Linked DNA regions of Mus musculus: regions 2 and 3 are each linked to region 1. Evidence: chromatin loops called from intact Hi-C (ENCODE). Cell type or tissue: heart. All regions are shown on one strand.

Region 1 (8,000 bases):
CTCTAAGGGAGACAATGTCCTGTTATAGATGTTCAATAAAAGCAAAGCTTGAGATGTCAGTAAAGATGATGAGAAGAACTGAAGAAAGATTCATTCCCAGCCATCCAGTTAGACACAGTTCTTCATCTGCAGCTGGGGAAACAGAGGCGTGGAGTGGGTAGGGACATGAGCCACTGAGCTGATTCCAACAAGCTGCTGGGTTTGGCAAAACCCTGTTTTTCTGTACTGCTCTGCAGTCCTCCCAGGGCTCCTAAAGGCCTTCCGTTTCACATTATGACTCAAACATTGCTTCTAGGAAGCGCAGTTCTTTTAAAACTTGGTTGCATTTTTTTTTTTTTTTTAGAAAAGTGATCCATCTCATTGGTTTTGCTACAGTGGCATCTAAATTAATCACCTCCCTTTTACCTGTGCATTTTCACTCATGCGATCATTTAATGAGTCCACTTCCAGTTTGCCTCCTACAAAAAGTGTCCCTGTTTACAGTTTTCATCTGCTTTTATAAGCTGCTGGGGATGCCTTGATAGACTTTCCAGTAAGCAACCAGAGAAACGCAGGAAACTCTTTCCCTAAGGATGAAAATTTTACCTGACTGAGGTGGAAGATTAATTAATTTGCCATACTACTGGTAGCTCCAAGTAAGAAGAAAAATAAAAAAATAAAAAATAAACAAGCAATAAATATGTCCCTGGCTCCCTGCTTGTGGAAGAAAATACCTTTCCAAATCTGACAGTCTAGTTCTTTAGCCCCGAGGCAAAAGATCTGATTATAACTGTTGTCTCAACATTAGTATTACAACCGCAAAAATAAGTACCAGGAATTGATCTAGCTGCCGTACTTAATATGGTGACCTTAGGGGTTTCCATTGATTATATTGATTGATTCTAAAGAATGCAAGATATTTATCTTAAGCATGAGCTTTCACTTCTTCAGCATCTCCTGAATCCAACAGCAGCAGCCACCCAACCCCAGAGCAGTTATCAACCGCAGAAAGGACACAAAGACAAGCAACCCGCCTCCACCCAGCATTGTTTGTGCGATGGTGTGTGCTTCCACTGTCTCTAGTCCTTGGTTATTACCCACGTGGAGAAGTTTGCAGACTGGGCCCATTCATCATATCCACAGTGCAGTTCTCAGTCTTTCTCAGTTCTAGCTTTCAAGCTGGGCTCTGTTTTGCAGAACAAATTAAAGTTCACCTTCCAGACTAAATTATCAACCTTTTGGTAAGACCTCATCTAGCCTCTTCCTCCCACAGGTCCAAAAGACAGACACTGGCGTATTTTTCAGTGGCCGCCTGTCCTCCCTCTGCCTTGTATGTAGCTCTCTGAAAGTCCAAGTCAGCTATAGTTGCTCTGCCAAGTAGCCTTCCTAAAGCATTGGAAACGACCTGGACACTTTCCCTCCCGTCCAATGGTATGAGAACTCAGTTTCAGTCCATAATGTTAAAGCAGATGCTTTGCCAGTTCCCTCTGAACTGAAAGCATGTACGCCCAACTGCTTTAACTGTCAGAGAGCTTGCAAAGCTTTAATCTCGAGTATTCCCAGAATATGGGGGCGGGGCTGTAAAAACAGCCAAGAAAAGACTGTAACTCTGACAGTTTCTTTTGGTCCTTTTAGCAAGCTTTGCATTGTGGGTGACCACACTGGGTTCCATAGTGCCTTATCACTTGTCACAATTGGTCTTTATTTAAACTGCCTCTGAGAGAGGAGATTTTTGTAGCCCAAACTCAAGGGTAAACCGGAAGCTACTCTTTTATTTGATTACTTATTTCTCACGAAAGCAAGGAGCATTCTGACCAGCGTGCTCACCCCTTAGCTGAGTCCGTTTCAGCTCTCAGAGAGAGATTATAACTTAACATCCTCTACCCAGGGCTGACTTTCCACAGCAGTTTTCATTAGCTAAAATGTGATCCACATGCCAGCTGTGAATACAGTTCTGGATCCTCTCTCACGCTGCAGGCTTTGTCATAAAGGGCTCTGAACCCGAGGGCCAGGTTAGCCCATTGTATTGGTTTCGTGTGCCTCTCCAGAAGACAACGGAGACTACTTTATTGGTAGCTTCATGTGAATTGTAGAGTCACATGTTCACTTCTAAGCATAACATCTAGGGAGCCTGTGCACCGTTACTAATGGCCTAGCTCCGATTCCTCAGTTCTGTGAAGTGGATGTCCTGTAAATAACAGCTACTTACTTTGTCATTTACTGTCCCATAAAATAGAAAGCAGAGACTAGAGGCCTCAGCTCTTCCCTTCCAGATCTCCCTTTATTTTAAGTTGCCATTACAGACAGTAAAATATATTTATGCGGTTCGAGTGTAACTTAACCCTGTAAATTGCATTAGGTTCTGAGATGGCTTAAAGGCCCTTCTGGCCAGTCATATTTACGTCTGTTTACACACATTGGCAAGGAGCTACTGTATGCTGGCTCTCAGACACCGCTAAGTTTTCTTCCATTTACAGTCACTTTTGTAAGAGATAGAAATATGTCTAAATCAGAGATAGCTGGTAGTATTCATAAGAGATAGAAAAGAGTAGTAGCCCATTACATGTACTTCTACTTGCTCCCAGTGGACATAGATGGTAATCTTTTTTTGAATAGGTAGTTTAGAATTTCTGGGAAAGCAGTCTTTTGAGAGATAGAGCTCAAAACAAGATAAATTCTAGATGAAGAATTCTGCTGGACCAATGATTTGTTTCTGGTGCGTTCTGTCAGTGTCACATGTAAAAGCAGAGATCGGAAGAGGCATTTGCTCCTTTCTGCTTGCAATATTTTCGACATTGCTGATGGCAGCTTTAAAGACTCTGGTCCTCAGAGATGAAGCACATGAAGACACTGACAGATGTTCCACAAAGGAGCAAATTAGAAGTGTTCTAGCGAGAGACTAATACTACAGTGGTGAGGGCTAGAGTCTCCCTCAAGGAGAAACTGCATTGCTCCTGCTCGTTAAAAATTAAAGGGCAGTGCACACCAACTAGTCCGTCATGCTTTCTTAGCTTGCAAAAAGAATAAGGAACTTGAATTTGAACCATACCCAGTTCAGGAGTCTGTTCAAGGTTTTGGGTGGTAGGCGGTGGAGGGGCTAAGGGAGGCTTGGGGGAGGGCAGGGAGCAGTGTGACTATGTCTGCAAGATTATTCTAAGCAAGGCCCTCTTACTCCTCTGTGAAGCGAGTCCTTAGGCTTTTAAGTGGAAAAGCAACTCAACTATTCTAACTTTAAAATTCTGCATAATTTAGAAAAAAGTCAAGGCCTGAAGAAATCAAAAAGGCTGAACCCGCACTCTCTCTCTCCCAAGGAAATGAATTCAACAGAGCTTATCGCCCTGGGTTTGCAGACTCTGGGCCACAGAGTGGAGCGCTAGAGTAAGTAACGCAAGTGAGTTGTCCCCTCCCCCCATCTAACTGATCCCGCCTGAAGGTTCAGGGAAGATGCAAAGCAAAACAGGGCAATAAGGGGAACCTGGCAGGGGAGGGGGCACAGGGGGTTGTCCAGGGGACCTCAGAACTTTTGCTTTCGGGGAAAGAACCTCAGGGGACCTGGGGGCGGGGAATCACCTCCTGAGTCTCTTTAAGGTCAGGACTTAGAAGGAAAACCTGGGTTTGCTCAGAGAAGCCTTGAAGTGGTCCCAGCTCAGAACTGGAGAAAACTCTGCCCACCTCCCCCCCCCCCAAAGGAATCAGGGAAAAGGAGGGGAGCGTGGAGGCGGATGGATGCAGGAGAGAGGCCCAGTGGGTCTCAGGCCCCAAACACTTACCACGAGCGGAATGGAGCAGATGAGCACCACCAGAGAGGTGGCGATGAGTAAGATGACCATCTGGATCTCCGCACCCGCGATGCGCCGGAAACTCCTGCGGCGGCGAAAGTCGCTGAGGCGCTGCAGGGCTGGGGAGGCCCCAGCGTGGCCCCGACAGGCCACCGAAGCTACCGCGGCGGCGGCAGCCGCATGGTGCTGCTCCGTGCCCAACGAGGTGCGGCGCATGAACTGGCGGTGCATGCGGAGCAGCGCGCCGCACACCAGCACGTTGCAGAGCACGGTGGCAAGGATGAGGAAGGAGCTGAAGCCGGCGTACATGTAAGAGAAGGCGGCGTAGGCCGTTACGTTGGTGGTCCAGTCGATGAAGCACCAGGTGCCCGGGTACTGCCGCTCGGATCTGCCCAGGCCCATGTTGGGCAGCGCGCAGAACAGCACGTTAGATGCATAGATGGCGAAGAGTGTGAGGCCGGCCAGCCGCTTGTCCACGTAGTGGCTGTAGAAGTAGGCGTGGTTGATGGCCAGGTAGCGCTCGATGCTCATGGCACAGATGATGCTGAGACCCGACAGACCGAAGAAAAGTAGGATGAAGGTGCTATAGTCACACAGTGCCTGGTCTCCGGGCCACTGGCCCTTCATGTATGTGGCGATGGTCACCGGGCTTACCAACAAGGTGCCCAGAAGGTCAGTGACAGCCAGCCCACATACTAGAGTGTAAAAGGTCGTCTCTTTCTGCTCCTTGCGCGACTTGCACAATACTACGATGGCCACCAGGTTGCCCACCACCCCGAAGATGAACATCACTGCGGGAATGGTCACCGGGCTGTTCAGCCTCTCCGGAGTGGAGGAGAAGGACGCGTTGACTCCGGGGATGGACATGATGGTGGTGGTTAGTAACACACAGCGTTGGAGCTCACGGTTCGATCTAGGAATGGTACCTAGAGAGAAAGAGAAACGAGCCATTTACCACTTGCAAGGTGTTCGACCCATGGCCAAAATGCTGTGTCGCAGAGATAAGGAGAGCACCCAGATCCAACTTCCTCATCGGTAGCTACTCATTAACTGTGACTACTTAAATTCCCAAGGTCTGGATCCGTTCTGTCAAGAGCACCGCTCTGCTGACATTAATATATTTATTTCCCGCCTATCCCCACCCCCACCGCTCCATAATCAGCTCATTCCCTCGCCGAGATGAGCAAGACCCTTCTCAAGGGAAAAGTGACTCCCTAGTGATATTCCCCACAGAATGGATAAAATGCTCATCGAAAGAAGTTATGGACATTTTGGGACACTATGGGACATTCTGTTCTTTGGTTTCCCGGAAGAGCGCCTGAACACGCAAAGACCTCCATCCCGACTTACCTGTAGGGTGGGGTTAGGAGCCCGGTGTGCCCAAGGCTCAGGCCTCAGATGTTCAGGACCTACCTCCAACCTCAGCCATCAGTCTCTTCCCACGCAGTGCGGAACTTGTCAAGCTTTTGCTGTCTCGGAACCGGGGCTCGGTGGCTGCCAACTTTCCGGAACTGAGGTCAGAGTATCTTGCTTTCAAAAAAGCTTGGAAAGCCAGAGAGGCTAGCGGGATGGGTCGGTGAAGACCAGTCTGGGGTTTCTTGTTTGATTTACTAACGCCTCCTCCTTTCAAAGGCGAGTCTCAGCTTTGCAGGGCCCGCGCAGGTCTAGTGCGGGAGGTCAGCGTCCAGGTGTGTCGCCGCCACGCGTGCAGGTGGAACAGAGCGTAGGTCCGGGCTCCCTCCTCCCCAGCAGCGGGCTGAACGGACAGCTACCGGAGAAGGCGGCTGCCGCTGAGGCCGCTCCTTGGGCTCTGGGGGCGGCACGGGGTCCACTGGGCCTGGGGCTCTGACCTGAGGCCGTTCATCTTCCTCTCCCGCTGCCGGGTTTCGAGCTTCGCTCTCGGCGTCTCCAGCCTCTGAACAAACTTTTCTCCTCCCGCAAGTTTCCCCGGAGGGGGCGGAGACAGTCATAGCGCGGCCCGGGCTTCCATTGGCTGATCTGGAAAGGGGGCGGGGCGAGACCTCCTCTAGCACCGCCTAGGAGCCCGGTGATGGAGGGCGGGGCGGAGAGCTGCGGAGGTCTGGAGGGACCTGCGGGGGTGCCACCCGGCTGCGGGTGCAGCTTCAGTGCCTTCCCTCCCTCGAAGGTACCGAAACCCCCCAGATCGAGTCCCCAGGAAACGCCAGCTCGAGCTTCGCCACTCCCAAGCTGGGCATTTAGCGGGAATGATGCTGGGACCTGTGTCTGGTCTACATTGCTCTGCGGGTTAGAGTGGTTAAATTCTCGCATCTTCCACCCACAGATCAAACATGTGGGTCTTGAGATGTCGGGACAATTGCTTTAGGGCTCTACCCGGGAGCCACAGAGCGGAGAGGAAAAGTGGGTGTGTGGTTGTCCGTGGGTGTGTACGCCCGAGAGCTCCGGGTGGGACTTGGCAGAGGCACGGTGAGTAGGTACCAGGCTTGGGCGGGGAGGCGACTAAGAATCCATCCTCTCACCATAAAAGGAGTTACTTGGCAGTGCCCTAGCTGCGCTCAATAGGGCACCAAAGCGGAGGCGGGGAGGAAGGCGAGCAACACGGAACTGCAACTTCTCACTTAGATGGCAGAGTTTAGGGCTTTCTTTGGAGACCTGTGGCCCACAGGCACACCTGAGATTTAGTTGAGGGGGACTGTTTAACTGTAGAGAGAGAGCATTCTTCCTCAGGAAGGCTGAAACAAGTGCTTTCCTGTTCAGTTTCTGCTAGCCATCTTCACCTGCGGGATGAGAGGGGTTTGAAATTCAAGCAAATTAACGAATTTCCAGGCGTTGCCTCTTTGTTAACTCGGAAAAGGTCTATTTGCCTTTCCCTATTCTTTGGTTTATAGTTTGTTCGGCTTCTTCTTTGATGAGGAACAATCATTTCTTAATTATCAACTATTCTCCTAAAAAACAGAATTTAAGATCGGAAAACACCAGGGGGCAATTAAAACCCTGTCACCAGATCCTTTAAAAACTACACAATGAGACTGTAGTATGGTTTTCTGAACAATTCAACTTCTTACAAAAACCTCACTCCATGCTTAGCATCTAACCGGGTAACTAGGTGGCTTGAATCTTGTGTGAAACAAGTAGGTATGCCTCTACTGTTATTTATGGGGGCTGGAGAGATGGCTCGGCAGTTAAGAGCACTGACTGCTCTTCCAGAGGTCCTGAGTTCAATTCTCAGCAACCACATGGTGGCTCACAACCATCTGTAATAAGATCTGATGCCCTCTTCTGGTGTGTCTGAAGATAGCTACAGTGTACTCACATAAATAAATCTTTTTTTTTTTTAAATCTGCCAAGAATTTATGATTCTTCAGCAAGCCTCAGAAACAAACGAGTAGTGAGAGAACCAAGATTTTACGATTTCAACTAACTTCAGCCTAGAGAAGTACTCAGAATTGTGTTTACTTGTATAAGGGAACATGTGGGTATCAAAATACATTTCGTGTGCAAGCCTTTTCATCAGGAACATCAGAAGGGAAAGCATTCTTAGCTGATAAAAAAAAAAGTCAGTGGTGATGTTCAGTTTTTGAGTCTGCTGTCACCATTGATGTCGTTTTGGTGTCTGCATGTCCTTTGGAGAGTAATCTCTAGAATGGTGTCAGCACAGAACACAAATCAACACCAGAAAAATAAGGACGGAAACTACCTTGCACCCCCATTCCTCACCGGCCACACTGTATGATTGGTACTCATGTTAGCTGGTTGTCAGAAAAACATGAGACGACATTCCTCATAGCCTGCTAACAAACTCCTTCCCAGTTTCTTTCCTCTTTAAGTTCCTGAAATGCAAAAAATTAATACTGGTGTAGTTCAGGCTACAGGAAATAGTTTCAGTCCACACAGATGGCCTTGGATAAACTAGATATAAAGCAAGCCCAGGCTCACAAAATTTGGAAAGGGATTGGTTGGAACGGAAGAAAGGAGGGAGAGGGAGACAAGCAGAGATCTTGGAGGTAAGAGAGGGTTTGCAAAGAGAGTAAGGATGAATTGTGAACAGTTATGACATTTCAGAGAAATTTCTAATTAAAAATTGTTGGTATTAATTTTTCATGACAGAGAGTATATTAAGGTGGGCATAGCGGTACAGACCTGTATTCACAACATTTGAAAGGCTGAGATAGGAAGACTGAGTTCAAGGCTAGTCTGGGCTGTATTATGAGACCTTATTAAAAACACACCTAAAAAGCACGATTATTAAGTATCTTAAAGTAT
Region 2 (8,000 bases), 84 kb after region 1:
TGTTTCGTGTAATAGCATGCCAATTCCTGAGGTCGTCTTCTTGCTATTGGTTTCCTTTTCAGGAAGCTCTTGCCCATGTTTATATGTTGAGATGTTTTTTTTCTCTAGCATTTTCAATGTTGGTGATGTTATGTTAAGATCTTTGTTTGATCCATCTGAATTGATATGTGTCTAGGACGAGAGATAGAAATCCAGTTTTCACAGCACCATCCACTAAAGATGCTGTCTTTCTTTCTTGTGCCCCTCTTTGATGGCTTTGTACAAATTTAAGTTGCTGCAACTTTGTGGTTTTATTTCTATTTTTCTCCATCCCATTCCACTGGCTTATACATCTGTTTTTGTGGCAGCATTATATTGTTCTTGTTATCATAGCTCTGTAATATAAATTGATTTTGAGTATTGTCTAGAATCCCCCTCCCTTTTAAGCTAAGAATTACTTTGGCTATTTGGGATATTTTGTACTAAGTTTTAGCATTTATTGTTTCTAGCTGTTTGAGGAATATCACTGGGTTTTGGGGGAGAGTCCATTGAATTTGTGCAATGCTTTTGTCAATATGATCATTTTCACAATCTTTTTTTCCTGCCAATCCATTAGTATGAGATGTCTTTTTATCTTCAAATGAATATCTTTTTCAGCTTCCATCTTTATTGTCTTCATGTTTCAATGTATAGGTCTTTCACTTTCTTGGTTAGGTAAATTCCTGTGTATTTTAATTTTTAAAGTTATGTAAATAGGATTTTTCTTATCTGGTTTGTTATTTTCTATATAGAGAGCTACTGAGTTTTGTATGTTGATTTTGTGTTCTACTTCCTTGCTGAAGTATTTATCAGATCTGAGAAACTTCTGGTGAAGTTCATAAGGTCCTTTAAGTACAGGATTATGTTATATTAAAATAGTGATCATTTTCTACAGATTAGTATAATTCTTACCTATATCAAAGAACTTTCTCTTTGCAGAAAACTGGAAAATGACATATGCTTATAATTTAGAGGCCAACTGACTGTGGGGACCCAACCCCAAAAGATACATCTACAGATGAACCCAAGGCTCACAACCTTTTGGAAGAAGGGGCACCAACACTGAAGAATCAGGCAACCAGGAAGTCTGCTGTGAGATTGTTTCTCTAAGGAATAACAGGAAAGCAGCATCAACCAAATATCAACTATATGGATGGCTAACAAAACTAGAACAGAGACAATTTCAACAAACATGGTAGGTAATCCAGAAAAGGGAAATTTCACTGAGTCCCACCTCTAGACACATAACTATAGTCAACTAATGACTTCGGAGATAGAGAGAGAGGGAACTAGTCTCTCCCAGGAATGAGTCCATAGTCCCTTCATTTGCTATCCAGCACAAAGTGGATACAGCCTTGAAAATGTATACACAAAAGTAATACAAAATATATTCACCAGGTTGTTAATTAATGTAACACTAATGATCAAAGAAAAAGAGAACATCAATGAGAGAGAGAGAGAGAGAGAGAGAGAGAGAGAGGAAGTGGTGGGGACAGGTAAGGAGTTGGAGGGAGGAAAGAAAAGGAAAATGATATAATTATAGTTTTAGCTAAAATAATACATAAATACATGTTTTAAAAATAGGGATAAGTTGACCTTTTATTTTCTGATTTGTATTCCTTGTCTTTCCTTCTTTTGTATTTATTCTCTGCCAAAGGCTTCCAAAGGCTATTCTGAGCCAGGGTGGAGAATATGTACCCTGTGTTGTTCCCGATTTTAGAGGAAGTATTCTCATTGACTCTTTCATCTAATAGAAAGCTGACTAACAGTTTTCTGCATATGGCTTTATGTCTTTTTGTCAACATGTGATCCTTTTATTCTTAGATTCTTCATAGATCTTATAGTCATGTAAAATTTTTCTACGATGGTTGAAATGAACATGTGATTTCTCTCTTTTGGTTTATTTATGTACCAAAATACACATATTGATTTATGTATCTTGAACACATCTTGCATCCCTGGAATGAAACCAAGTTGATTGCAGTGTCTGACCTTAATTAAGATGTTCTTGAATTTGGTTTATAAGAATTATATTGAGAGGTTTTGCATCTGTGTCCACCAAGGATTTCGAGCTATAGTTTTCTTCATATGTCCTTACATGTGTATCTTCAAAGTAATGCTCTCTACATGGGATGAGCTCATAGTCTTCCTTCCTTTTTTGTTGTATGGAGTACTTTGAGGACTGTTATTATCTCTTCTTCAAAAGTGTCATCGAGTTTGGCAGTGAACCCATGCAATCTTGAGCTTTTTGTTGTTGTTGTTGTTAGATTGTTGTAGTTTGAATGAGATGTCCACTGTATTCTTGGGTTTCTGAATGTGTGGTACCTAGTTGGTAACAGTATTTGGGTAGCTTAGGGGTTTTGGCCTCACTGAAGGAAGTGTGTCACTATGGTGGATTTTGAAGTTTCAAAAAAAAAATCTCATGCAGTTCGAAGTTTGCTTTCTTTGCTTCTTGTTTTCTGTTTGAGATGCAAGCTCTTATCTGTTCCCATGTCACCATTCATGGTTCTTGCTGTAATGTTCTTCTACTGTGATGGTGCTGGACCCTTATCCTTTTGGAATGATGAACCTGAAATAAACACTTTCTATGTTGCCTTGGTGATGGTATTGTATCACAGTAAAAATGACTAGTGCAGAAATATTTCATTATTACCTCAATTTAATTTCTTGACATGGATGGATCTCTTTAAGCTATTTATATCCTCTAGATTTAATTTTTAGGTCATACATGTTCATGCATTTTTGCATTCTTTGTTCTTGATTTTATAGCGCTTTTGGTAATAGAAAAATTTAAAGTATCTCATGATTGTTCTCCGTGTTTCATGAGAAAATAATTTTATTAATTTGGTCATTTCTTTCTTTTGGTTAGTTTGGCTATAGGCTTGTCAGTCTTGTCTTTCTCTTCTTCAGAGAAACAACTCTTTGGTTGATTTTGAATGTTTCCCTTTTAGCCTCTACTTCATGAATTTCTGCTCTTACCTTTATTCTTTCTTATTCTCTACTGACTTATTGTTTGTTTTTATTCTTGTCCATATAGGATAATGAGGGATGTCATTCAGTTGTGTAATGTTTTCTGATTTTTTTAAAATTTCATTTTGGTGAGAATTTTATATATGTGTAATATATTTACACCATTTACATCTTCCTCCCCAAAGTCATGTCACCTATTCTCAAGTTCATGAATTTTTTTCTAAAATTATGATTGTTTTGTGTGTGTGTGTGCCATACCTAACCCTGACACCCCCCCACCCCCCGGAGCTCATTTAGTGTTGTCCTTGTGTACACATGTTTAGTACTGACTGACTCCTTGTGATAACGTATCAGAGGCACATCCCTGGAGAAGACTGAGTCTCCCTTTCTTGGCATTCATTGATTGCCTGTGGTTCTTCACCTAGGGGTAGGGCCTTGTGAAATTTATCTTATCCATGTTGGCTTTTTGACTGGTGCTGTCATGATGTAGGTCTTGGTTAGGCAATCATATTGTTAAGAATCCATGGGTGCAGCTTCATTATCATATCTAGAAGTCTATCCGGCAGCATGCTTTCTGGTCCTCTGGCTCTAACAATGTTTCTGCCCCTTCCTTCATGACATTCTGTAAGCCCCGTGTGTAGGGGTTGTGTTGTAGATTAATCAGCTGTAGCTGGACACCTCGATGTCACTTAGTCTCTGCACTGTGATCAGCTGTGAATCTCTGTAGTAGCCTCTGCTGCAGAAAGAAACTTTGTTGATGAGAACTGAGAGGTACATTTACCTGTGGGTATAAAGATAAATTTTTAGCATACAGCTAGAAATTAGCATGTAAGGAATGTGACCAGGCCTTTAATATAATCTCAATCCTTAGGCAAGATCAGTAGATTCATATTTGAGAGAAATCTTATGCAGATAATTTACCCTTTGAGGGGGTTAATCAGATGTTTATACTTGTTGGGTATTTTTGCTAAAGTCCTCCCTGTTGGGTCAGTCCTGGGAACATTTTGGGTCCCTGGCACTTTTACAAACTACATGAAACACAGTTTTGAGAATTTTGACTCTGAAGAACAAGACTGTTCCTGTTCAATGTCAGCCAGTAGTTTTATCTCTACCACATAGAATGAAATTTGAAATGCTGGAAATGTGGAATGTGAGTGGGCATTAATTATTTGAAAGTTCAAGTAAAAGGTGCTTAAAACATATCCTACTGGTGGAGGGGAATATGTATTTATCAAAATTGTGGATCCACAACACTAAATGTGACTGTTAGTATATACTATGGATTTTATGTGATAATGATGTGCCACTGTCTGCTAATCATGACAAATGCTTTCCTAGGCATGTCGGCATGTGCCTGTTACTCCCACACACACAGAACTTGTGTGGGAAGATTTCAAGTTCAAGACTAGCCTAAGTTATGTATAAGGCTATATCTATGAAGAACACATCAAAAGAAAAATAGAAATAAGAGAAATGCTCCACTCTGATTATTTATGATAAAGAAGGCTGCACATAGGTGAGTAGAGGAAGAAGAATGTGGAAACTTTTTTGTTCAAATTTGCTGTGAACCCAATACTCTTCCAAAAAACTAAAGTCTATTTCAAAAAATATCCATTGACCTCTTAGAGGAACACTCAGATTTGGTGAGCACTGGTTTCTGTAATCATCCACCCGAGCAGAACTACACACAGCTGCAGCACCATTATTAAAATTATTGCCTTTTCCTGTCCCAGCTATGGAAGCTCACTACCTCACAGAGCCATTTCCATTGTTGGGCAGCACCAGGATTCCAGAGCTCTTCTTTGTGTGAAACTGACGTCAGCCTCATTGTGACTTCCAATCACTGTGCGTCATTCTTCCTGTTGGAACTACGCAGAATAAATCTAATTTCTTAGCCACATGAAGTTCATTTATATATTGGGAGGCAGAGTTCATATTCTCCCTGACTCTAGTTCATTCCAAGTTTTCTTTTTCCAAGGCTGAAGATTCTTTGTATTTTCAGTGGTTCTTCCTCTAATGCAATTTCCAGACAATTACTACCCTGATTAATATGTCTACTCTTCTTAATATGTCAGTTTCTGAAAGTATTCACATCCCATTGGGCACGTGCAGTAACTATCTAGAATGAAGACCTTCCTGTCTCCATTAACCTTCCGTTAACTCTGGTTGCTGTGCTTGGCCTGCTGGTGTGTACTTGCTGAGTATTAGCCTAAATAATCTTCCTTATGGAATGTTATTACCAGCAATGAACATGAGGCTTTTCATGTGGTATGAATTAGAGTTGAGTGGATTTTTGCCAGCCTTCAGCCACCTACAACACAGAGTAAGTTGTATGTCTGACAGTAAGACAAATTGAGAACATTTTTCCTTTTGGGGGGAGTATTTTAAAAATATATATTTAAAATTTTAATATTATTTTAGTACACCATTTCCCCCTTTCCTTTCTTCAAAACCTCCCATATACCTCTCCTTACTCTCAAATTGTTAGTCTCTTTTTTCATTAATTGTTGTTGTATGCATGTATGTATATATACATATATATTGCTAAATATAACCTGCTCACTTGGCATAATGTTAATTGAGTACATGTTTTCAGGGTTGACCATTTAGTATTGGATAACCAAATGTTCTTCCCCAAGGTATATGACTTCTCCCTCTCTCAGCATTCCTTAGTTCTCTTGAGTTTCCTCCGTCTACTATGGCAGGTCTATGGTTGCTCTCCTTGTTCAGTTTATGTTTAGGCAGTCATGTCGGTGAGACTTTAATGGGTGTAGTAGCTCTGATTTGCTAGGAAATATAAACTGCCCAGAAATTCATACAAGGAGTAGATATCTGGAAGAAAGGGAGGGTCGATGGGAAAGGGCCATAAAGAAGAAAACCAGAGCAAGAACTAATGAAGAGCAGGGAAGTAATTTATACAATGGAGACTCAGAGACCAGTTCATACCAACCAGACGAGCAGTTGGGTCTTTGAAAACATCAGATAAAATTGGCAAACACTGAGTCAATTGAACTAAAAGAAAGAGAACTAAGATTCTAATTATTAGTATAAGAGGTTAAAAGGATGCCATAGATTCTCAGGAGATTCAGGTGATCGTCAGAGAAGACTTTGAAATCCTATATTGCAACTTTCCTGAAAACCTAGAAGTGTCTAAGTTCCTAGACAGGCATATTACCCCAAATCAAACCAGGATACTGCAAAGAATTTAAATAGATTTATAATATACAGCAAGATTGAAGCAGTCATAAAGAATTTCCCAGCAAAGCAAAGTCCAGGACTAGATGGAGTCACAGGCAAATTCTGCTGCACTTTTAAAACTCAATAAAATAGAAGGGGAAGGAACATTATTAAGTTTATTACATGAAGCCAGAGTTGCTAAACAAAAATCAGATAAGGACACAAAAACAAAAGCAATAAACAGCCATCCCTGATGAGTAAAGATCTAAAATTACCTAAGAAAATACTTGTATGCTGAATTCGAGAGAACATTAAGATTATGTTCCTAATATATTATACTTATAGAACATTGCCTCATCCAGTCATTATTAATTTCCTCTGGCAGTGGATGGGAACAGATGCAGAAATCCATAGTCAAACATTATATAATGGAGAGAGCGAGCCTAAGTGATAGGTCTCCATCAAATCCATCTTCTCAGAGTTCAGAGAATCCTGTGAAGAGGAGGAAAGATTGTTAGACCCAAATATAGAGGACACCAAGAAAATATGGTCCTCTTAATCAACTAAGCAAGGCACATATGAGCTCACAGAGACAGAAGCAGCAAGTGCAGAACCTACATAGGCCTACACCATGTCCTCTGCATTTACATTACAGATATTAGCTTAGTATTTTTATGGGGACTCAGAACCATGAGAATGAGTGGGTATCTGACTCTACTGCTTGCTCTTTCTCCTCTTGGATTGATGAGTCCAACTTTGCTTTGATAGTTTTTGCTTCATCTTACATTTTATTTTTTCAGGCTTGTTTTTTAAAAAAATCTCTTTGAAGCCTCTTCTTTTCTAATGAGAGACAGAAAAGGAGTGGATCCAGAGGGGAGGGGAGGTGGGGAGGAATTGGGAGGAGTAGAGGGAGGGAAAACTATAATCTGGATATATTGTATGAGAAAAAATCTATTTTTCAATTAAAAAAAAGAAAAAAAGAAGATCATGTCCCATGACCATGTTTATTTTATTGCTGGGAGGCAAGAATAGTTCTACATATCCAAAGTTATAATTAAAATGCAGGACTATAAGTATGTTTACGTATAAAAATCACATGATCATCTCAACAGACCATAAAAATGCCTCTAGTAAAAGTTAACACTCAACTCATGATAAAAAACCTTGATTAAGTGAGGAAGAGGAAGAACATTCCTTCAAGTAATAAGGGCTACCTTCCCTGTTATAATTTTGTATCATTATAAAGCATGCATAAAACACATCTCCAGGAAAGGTTGTAAAGGCTCGTTTCTTTGTTGGCCTTATGAATTCTAACTGGTAGGGGATCCTATATTGCTCTAGTGGTGTATCCATTTCTGTGCCCAGCCATGGACTAGAGGGCTCCTGCTTTAATGTAAGGATCAATGGTTCCATGAAAGGGGCTTTTGATTACACTTTAGTTTCTTCAGACAGTTCTACAATTGTCTACCCCAAACTACTCAGATTTCAGTTCATTTCTTAGATTTTTTTTGAAATGTAGATTTCATTTGTGTCTGGCATTTTCTAGGACTTCTTAAAGCCATCAGCTTTTTGAGCTGCCTCACCAGTGGTCTTGTACATCTGTTACCTAGAGTTCTAATGTATGGGATTCATCACTGTATCTTAACACATGTTGAAAGGCACTTTAATTTGTTTATTGGTCATGAGTAAAGCCCCTAGAACAGAAAAAATAAGGGTTGTATGAAACTAAGCAATGCTATACTATACTATACTATGCTATGCTATACTATATAATACTATACTATATATCAGACAATAATATATTAACTGAGGAAAATTGAAAACACTTTCTCAAA
Region 3 (8,000 bases), 180 kb after region 1:
ATCTTATTGAATCAGAGAAAGCAGAACTTCAATTGGCAATGATGGACCATGGAACAGGCAAGCAGGAAAAAAGATATATCTGTATCTCTATCTCTATCTGTATCTCTGTCTGTATCTGTATCTATATATATCATCTATTCTATATCTATATCTATATCTATCTATATCTATTTCACTACAAAGCAATCTACATCAAGACTGAAAACTCAGCTCTGAAAGTTTGGTGTTAATTTATACTTTATAACGCATTATTAGAACTTAGGGATAAAAAAAAGCTACCTTTCAAATATCTGCTGACTCTGGCTACACTAAGGGTAATGCGACTTTAAGGGATTAATCAAATCTTTACTGTGTTCACCTATTAGGTGTGACCCAGCTATTAATAAAGGAAATTCAGGAACATACCACAATTTCCTTTCAGCATAAGAGCCAAAGGAATGCCTTTGGCATGTGAACTTGATTAGAAGTCAGAAAACATTGAATGGGACTCAGAATGGAGTTTTATTCTTTTTGGATTGAATCAGGCTCACCTCAGTCTGTACTCAGACCTTATGAATGACATAGACTTGAGGTCAATCCTATGACAGCTCAACAGTCAATGTTAATATACTTGTGGATCCTCTGAGAGATGCTTCTCTAAGAGACTTTAGACCATGACACACTTTATAATGCCTAGGCCTTTGCTTGCTCCAAGTCCCAGCAGGGGCTGATCAGAAGCTCTGTCCATGATGTGTTATGGAAAACAGATCAACTGGCAGAAGCTCAGTGTGTGACACATGAGGTCATTTTAAGAAGGTGACTAATGCATTTACAGTATTCTTTTTTTTCTTCCTTCTTTAATTATTTCTAAAGGTAGGATCTCACTGTATCCTTGGCCAAGCTGAAACTCACTATATAAACCAAGCAGATCTCAAAACTTATAGAGATCCCCTTGCACCTGTGTTGGGATTAAGGTGAGTGCCGCCAATCCATGCTTGAACTTTAGATCATAGCACCTCATCTAATGTAGAGCAGGGTTCTTAGTATAACCTACTGGATAGACAACAATGGCAATTCTGCATGGGAGATTATTATTACTTCAAGGAAAGTGTCAGGAATATTTATGTCCTACATAGATTTTTAGCAGAAACAATGGCGAAATATTTTTCTCTAGATCCCTCAATCACAATTATCCATCATGATGAAAACAGCATGATCATTAACAAAGTAATGTCTCAGCCTTAAAACTATGCTTTCCAGGAAAAAAAAATCAAGTTTGTTGATCTAATGAGACTTCCTTTTAATTTCACACCTCTTAGGGGCATGGAACCAACAATCAGATTTATAAGACTAGAAATGTCATCAAATGCCACGTAATGTGTTCCTTGCCTTTGGCAGAATGTCCTCTAAATCAACCTATTGCAACTGTACATCTGAGAGGACCAGCAGAACTTGCCCTTGTGCTAATGGGGCACTCCAATTACATCCAGCTCTCCCATTTCTGCATATCAGGTTGTATATTTTTATATGAATTAACTATTGATTCGTGTCATGCTATTAGGACGGGAAAGGGTGCGAGGGTTTATATCTGAGATTTTGAAGTACCTGGCAAACATGGTCCTCATAAACAATGAAAGAGTTGGGTTTTTTTTTTTTTTGTTTTTTTTTGTTTTTTTTTGTTTTTGTTTTTTTGTTTTTTTTTTTGTGAATAAAGATTTCAGCACTCGTTCTTTAGGGGATAAAGAGGAGGCTCAGAGTATATGGCAGCAGCCACACTAGAGATGCTCTGTTTGCTTAGGCAGTGGTACCTTCACGGGAAAGTTCTTTACCTTTATCTGTCCACAAAGTCGGTGGGAGTGATTAGGGTTTCACAGGACCAGCATTAATGGCAATCAGGTGTGACCTCCAGGTTTCACATCCGTTTTAATTGTTCTGCATCATCTGTTTGTTCCAGATCATCTTTTTAGAAAGATGCTAGTGTGAATGGTACCAGAGCAAGATAAGGATGGGGACAAAGCAAAGATCAAAAGCCAGCCAACCATACTCCAAACAGGTTGCTGCAAACTGTGGAGTTAGCTGTTTGTTTGTTTGTTGTTGTTTGGTTTAAGTTTTATTGAATCATGATGAGAAAAGATACACAATTTCAATTTATCTGAATTTGTTAACACTTAAAAACACATTTTGAGTAAAAAGACTTATATCACATTCTTCTCGCCCTTTTGTACCTCAACTTCTTCTGGAGAGCCTCCCCCTTCGAAACCTGCAATACCTTTAGATTTTTTTCATATTCTTTAAAATTCATAAAATATTGTAACAATAAAAATGAGTATTATCAAAGTTGTTTGATATAAAACAACAATCAATTGTACAGTCTTATGTAGATATTTGTCTACAGCAATACTGAAAATATATTTTTTTCTCAATATAAATTTTAAATAACTCCAAATATACTAACTGTATGATATTTTAAAATAATATATCGCTATTAGTTTTTTTAATGAACATAAATAGATAAAGTCTTTTTGTTTGTTTGTTTGTTTTGTTTTTAGTAGAGCTTAAAATCTTGGCTCTTTCTGTGGTACAAACACAAAATAAGAACAGTTTTTGGACATTGGATTTCATTGTAATAAGGACACTACAGTGTCCCTCACATTACCAAAGGATTTTACCTCCATAGTAGATAAGCTAAGAGTTGACAGTTCTGCCGCACCAAGGAATGAATTGCAGGCACAATTTTTGGATACAGATTTCCTGCTATGGTCAAAGCTATTTGACTTGAGTGAATGTCGTCACTTTCAGCCCACAGGGAACAGGTTACATTTATTTAAGAAATGGTGTGTGTATTAAGATGGTCTATCCATGAAGTCATTCATCAATTGTTTCAATGAACAATGGTTCTGCTTGGAGGGTGGCACAGACATTAGGTGAGGGTAAGATTCATTGCCTGTGATGATTTTGAAAAGCATTCATCTCAGAATAAGAGTAACTTATAAAGTTCCCTTCTTCAAAATTGATACAATAATTACAAATATCAAGCAAAGCCTTCAGTCTTACTCTGCTGTTCTCTTACAAACCACCTCCCAAATTAATTGTCTACATTTCTTTTGGCTATATAAATAATTTTGAAATATGTAAGCTGTTTTGAAATCCATACTATAGTGTAAAAACATCAAACAAACAATCCTATTACTAGAGAGGCTGAGATAGGAGAAGCATGATTTCAAGACCGTTATGTGGGACACAGCAAGACCCTGTCATGTACAAAGATGCAGAAAGTGTATATGGGTTGTACAATATTGGACCTATTACTCCCATTACCAAATTAGAGAGACCACAGGATGACAGCCAACAAATTTCTAATTCCTCATATTTTTGAATTTCAATCGACTAGAATATGTTGTAATGTTAATTTTCATATTAAGAGATATTAAGGAAAAGTGATTGTTACTTTCCGTTAATTTTTTTGTTAGAGTAGTATCATGTTTGTGTGGGTTTGTTGAAAGATTACTTTCTTGCTTCTTCAAGGGTGTAGTTTCACTCTTTGTGTTAGTGTTTTCCATCTATTTTCCTTTGTAGGGTTGGATTTGTGGAAAGATATTGTGTAAATTTGGTTTTGTCATAGAATATCTTGTTTTCTTCCTTCATGGTGATTGAGAGTTTTGCTGGGTATTGTAGCCTGGGCTGGCATCTGTGTTCTCTTAGGGTCTGTATGGCATCTGTCCAGGATCTTCTAGCTTTCATAGTCTGTGGTGAGAAGTCTGGTGTAATTCTAATAGACCTGCCTTTATATGTTACTTGACCCTTTTCCCTTACTGCTTTTAAAATTCTTTCTTTGTTTAGTGCATTTGGTATTTTGATTATTATGTAATGGGAGGAATTTCTTTTCTGGTCAAGTCTATTTGGAGTTCTGTAGGCTTCTTGTATGTTCATGGACATCTCTTTCTTTAGGTTAGGGAAGTTTTCTTCTATAATTTTGTTGAAGATATTTACTGGCCCTTTAAGTTGGGAATCTCCACTATCTTCTATACCTATTATCCTTAGGCTTGGTCTTCTGATTATGTCCTGGATTTCCCCAGATGTTTTGGGTTAGGAGCTTTTTGCTTTTTGCATTTTCTTTGTTGTGTCAATGTTTTCTATGGTATCTTCTGCACCTGGGATTCTCTCTTCTATCTCTTGTATTCTGTTTCTGATGCTTACATCTATGGTTCCTGATCTAGGTGTTCCTAGGTGTTCTAACTCCAGGGTTGTCTCCCTTTGTGATCTTTTTATTGTTTCTAGTTCCATTTTTAGATCCTGGATGGTTTTGTTCCTTTCCTTGGCCTGTTTGATTGTGTTTTCCTGTAACTCTTTAAGGGATTTTTGTGTTTCCTCTTTAAGGGCTTCTAGCTATTTACCTGTGTTCTCCTGTATTTCTTTAAGGGAGTTATTTATGCCCTTCTTAATGTCCTCTATCATCATCATGAGAAGTTATTTTAGATCTGAATCTTGCTTTTCCAGTGTGTTCGGGTATCCAGGACTTGCTATGGTGAGAATATTGGGTTCTGATGATGCCAGGTAACCTTGGTTTCTGTTCCTTATCTTTTTATGCTTGCCTCCCACCATCTGGTTATCTCCAGTGCTACCTGTCCTGGCTATGTCTGACTGGAGCCTGTCCTTTCTGAGATCCTGATTGTGTCAGAACTCCTCCAAGTCAAGCTGTCTCTGTGATTCTGTGATCCTGAGATCCTGGGTATGTCCGAGTTTCTGGGAGTCAAGCTGCCTTTGGGACCTTGAGATTCTGGTGTGACCAAGCTCCTGGGGACCTGTGATCTTCTGATCCTGGTGTGTTAGAGCGCCTTGGAGTGGAGCTACCTCCAGGTGTTGTGGGTCTGGCTGCGGACTTTGTGCCTGTGGTCTGCTCAGGGTGCTGGCCAAGACAGACCAGAAGGAGTGCAAACCTCAAAACCTCAGCTGGATCTCTGAAATTCACATACAAGTAGAGAAGTGACTCAACATGTACCAAGGTTTGGGGCTTTAGTGGTCTCATGCCCTGTGGACTACTGGCTTAGTGTCTGTCTCAATTAGGGTTACTATTGCTGTGATGAAACATGATGAGCAAAAGCAACGTGGGGAGGAAAGGGATTATTTCACTCACAGTTCCATAAAAAAAGCAGTGAGGGCAGAAACTGATGCATGTACCTGGAGGCAGGAGCTGATGCAGAGAACATGGAGGAGCGCTGATTCCTGGTTTGCCCATCATGACTTTTTTTCCCGCCATTAATTTATTTATTTGTTCACTTTAAATGTGGATCCCTGCCCCACACCTCTGGTCCCTCCATCCCAAGTCCTTTCTCTCTCCTCTTTCCCCTTCTCCTCTGAGAAGGTGGAGATATCCTGAGTAACCTTCCATCCTGACATATCAAGTCTCTACAGGCTCAGTCTGCTTTTTAATAGAACCTCGGACCCCCAGCCTAGAGTGGCACCAAGCAAAATGGATTGGGCCCTCCCCTATCCATCATTTATTAAGAAAATGCCTTACAGGCTTGCTACAGCCTTATCTTATGGAGACATTTTCTTAATTGAAGTTCTCTCCTCTCAGTGACTTTAGTTTGTGTCAAGCTGACATAAAACTGTCCAGCACAGTGTCCACACTGGGGCTCAGGATCAGTCAACTCTGTTCTTTGTGTGTCTACTCTGGGTCAATGTCCCCATGAACTTGGAGAAAATATTGCGCTGTCAGAAAGTAAAAGCACCCAAGCCTTTATTTAGTGTGCTGTTTGTGTTTCACAATAAATATTTATTACTTTAGAGAAAAGAAGTTTCTTTGTGTGTGGTATCCCTTCTTCCGGGAAAAAAAATGTTGAGATAAAAGGATATTTATTGGTTCTCACTGTTTATTTATTCTGAAAAGGAAAACAACCTCCCTATCTGGTAATAGTGACAGAACAGAGCCAAGGGTGTAGTGAGGTGATGACCACTTAGCCTGTGTCAGCGACACAATTCTTCAACACAACCTTGCCTTCACATGAGCACATAGCTACTCTGCTTTCGATTGTTCAAGTTTATGGCGCATCTCTCTTCTAGACCGTATGATCCTAGGAAGGTCACATCTGCTCTGAGCCACAGGCTCTCCATTTAAAACATACTAATTGGAGTTGTGACCTCCTGTGATTTTTCACGTACAATTACTGTAATTACCATCTTCTAAAGCCTTGAGCCTATTTTGGGGCGTGGGATGGGGAGTATATAAAAATCCCTTGAAATGCTTGAAGTATAAACAAAATTCCCCATGTTCCATGTGCTGTATAAGAGCAGATGGTGTTGAGATGGGCGCTTCTCTCTTAGCAGTGATCTTGGGAGGTCTGCTCTTCACTCATGGGACCCTCTGGACTGCAGAGCAGGGTTCTGCTATTGAGCAAAGGGATCTTCACTTCTTTCCTGTTTGTGCTTCTCTTCTAGTCTCTGTGTTATTTGCTCCTCCTTTTTTTTTTTTTTTTTGTCTTGTATCAACCTCTGAGCTTTGTGACTCTGCTTGGATCACTTATACTTCCATAATGTAATACCTACAGATTTATAATACACAGAAATGTATTTATCTGACTCATAGTTATGAAAATGTGTTGCTGGCATCTGGTGAGGGTCTTTGGCTACACCCCAACATGGTGCAATGCACCACTGCAGAGGCTGGGAGATGACATGACAGCAAGCTCATTAAAAACCCACTTCTTATGACAATGGCATCAGTTCTGAGTTCTCTCAGTTGTCTAGTCATCTCTTTTTTACTAGATATTTTCTTTATTAACATTTCAAATGTTATCCCCTTTTCAATTTTCCCCCCAGCCCCCCTATTCATCCCCCTCCCTCTGTTTCTATGAGGGTGCTCCCCCACCCACCCATCTACTCCTGCCTCCCTGCCCTGGCATTTCCCTACACTGGGGCATTGAGCCTCCACAGGACCAAGGACCTCTCCTCCCATTAATGCCTGACAAGGCCATCCTCTGCTACATATGCAGCTGGAGCCATGTGTACTCCTTGGTTGGTGGTTTAGTCCCTGGTAGCTCTGGGGGGGGGGGTCTGATTGGTTGATATTGTTGTTCTTCCATGGGGTTGGTTGCAAACTCCTTCAGCTCCTTCAGTCCTTTCTCTAACTCCTCCATTAGGGACCCTGTGCTCAGTCCAATGGTTGGCTGTGAGTATCTGCCTCTGTATTTGTCAGGCTCTGGCAAAGCATTGCAGGAGACAGCTATATCAGGTTCCTGTCAGATAAAATAGTCTCTGGGTTTGGTGAGTGTATATGAGATAGATTTCCAGGAGGGGCAATGTCTGGATGGCCTTTCCTTCAGCCTGTGCTCCACACTTTGTCTACATATTTCTTCCCATGAGTATTTTGTTCCCCCTTCTAAGAAGGACTGAAGTGTCCACACTTTGGTCTTCCTCCTTCTTGAGCTTCATGTGGTTTGTGAATTGTATCTTGCATATTCTGAGCTTTTGGGTTAATATACACTTACCAGTGAGTGCATACCATATGTGTTCTTTTGTGATTGATGATATTTTCTAGTTCCATCCATTTGCCTAAGAATTCATCTAGTCATCTCTTAATGGTCATACCTCTAAAAACTATAACATCTTGGATTAAGTTTTCAATTTCTAGCCTGATACATTTGGTATACAACTGTAATCCAGGTATTTGGAACTTGAAATGGAAAAATTAGTAGTTAAGTGTCAACCTTGGCTACAACACACATTTGATTTCATTCTGGGTTATATGATACCACCACTGACAACCATGAAATAGGTTTGCCAAGTGCCAAAGAGAACCTGGGGCACCACATTCAAAACACAACATCAAGTCCTTTCTTTTCATTTCATCTCAACCCATGAAAGTGGAGAATTTGATGTGGAGCATTTAAGTGGACAGACAACCTGGTTCTTGAAGACATGTCTTATCAAAAGGTTATTTCACACTGAAGAACACCATGGTGACAAATGACACAATACTATAGCAATAGAAGGCTGTCATTCATTTCAAAGTGGAAACTCAG

What was found. Hi-C counts contacts between places; a loop is a spot of excess contacts. Peaks named below come from ENCODE experiments on the same cell type or tissue, not always from the same donor. Only the 100,000 strongest peaks of a DNase experiment are listed, where the experiment ranks them.
Region 2: it touches region 1 in a loop (2.2-fold over the local background); 4 of 42 quality-filtered maps call a loop at or near these places.
Region 3: a loop joins it to region 1, with 2.1 times the contacts of the local background. A loop is called at or near these places in 5 of 42 quality-filtered maps.

What each region holds. Positions count from the first base shown.
Region 1 is chr15:5,238,512-5,246,511 of GRCm38, forward strand. It overlaps Ptger4 (prostaglandin E receptor 4 (subtype EP4)), which reads right to left and starts at 5,676. Exons shown (of 3, transcript NM_008965.2): 1 at 5,172-5,676; 2 at 3,750-4,684. The coding sequence starts at 5,187. In heart, CTCF peaks have their summits at 3,329 and 7,009 (motif pointing left); DNase peaks (open chromatin) are centred at 180, 3,400, 3,900, 5,730 and 1 weaker place; H3K4me3 peaks cover 3,345 bases; H3K27ac peaks cover 759 bases; H3K27me3 peaks cover 2,684 bases.
Region 2 is chr15:5,322,400-5,330,399 of GRCm38, forward strand. It overlaps Gm41257 (a long non-coding RNA gene), which reads left to right. Exons shown (of 4, transcript XR_875007.1): 3 at 958-1,213; 4 at 4,327-5,314. Among named protein-coding and RNA genes, the nearest start is that of Gm41257, 72 kb to the left of the region's middle. In heart, no CTCF peak of the experiment used is centred here; a DNase peak (open chromatin) is centred at 4,782.
Region 3 is chr15:5,421,888-5,429,887 of GRCm38, forward strand. It overlaps the pseudogene Gm46496. Among named protein-coding and RNA genes, the nearest start is that of 5430437J10Rik, 70 kb to the right of the region's middle. In heart, no CTCF peak of the experiment used is centred here; no DNase peak of the experiment used is centred here.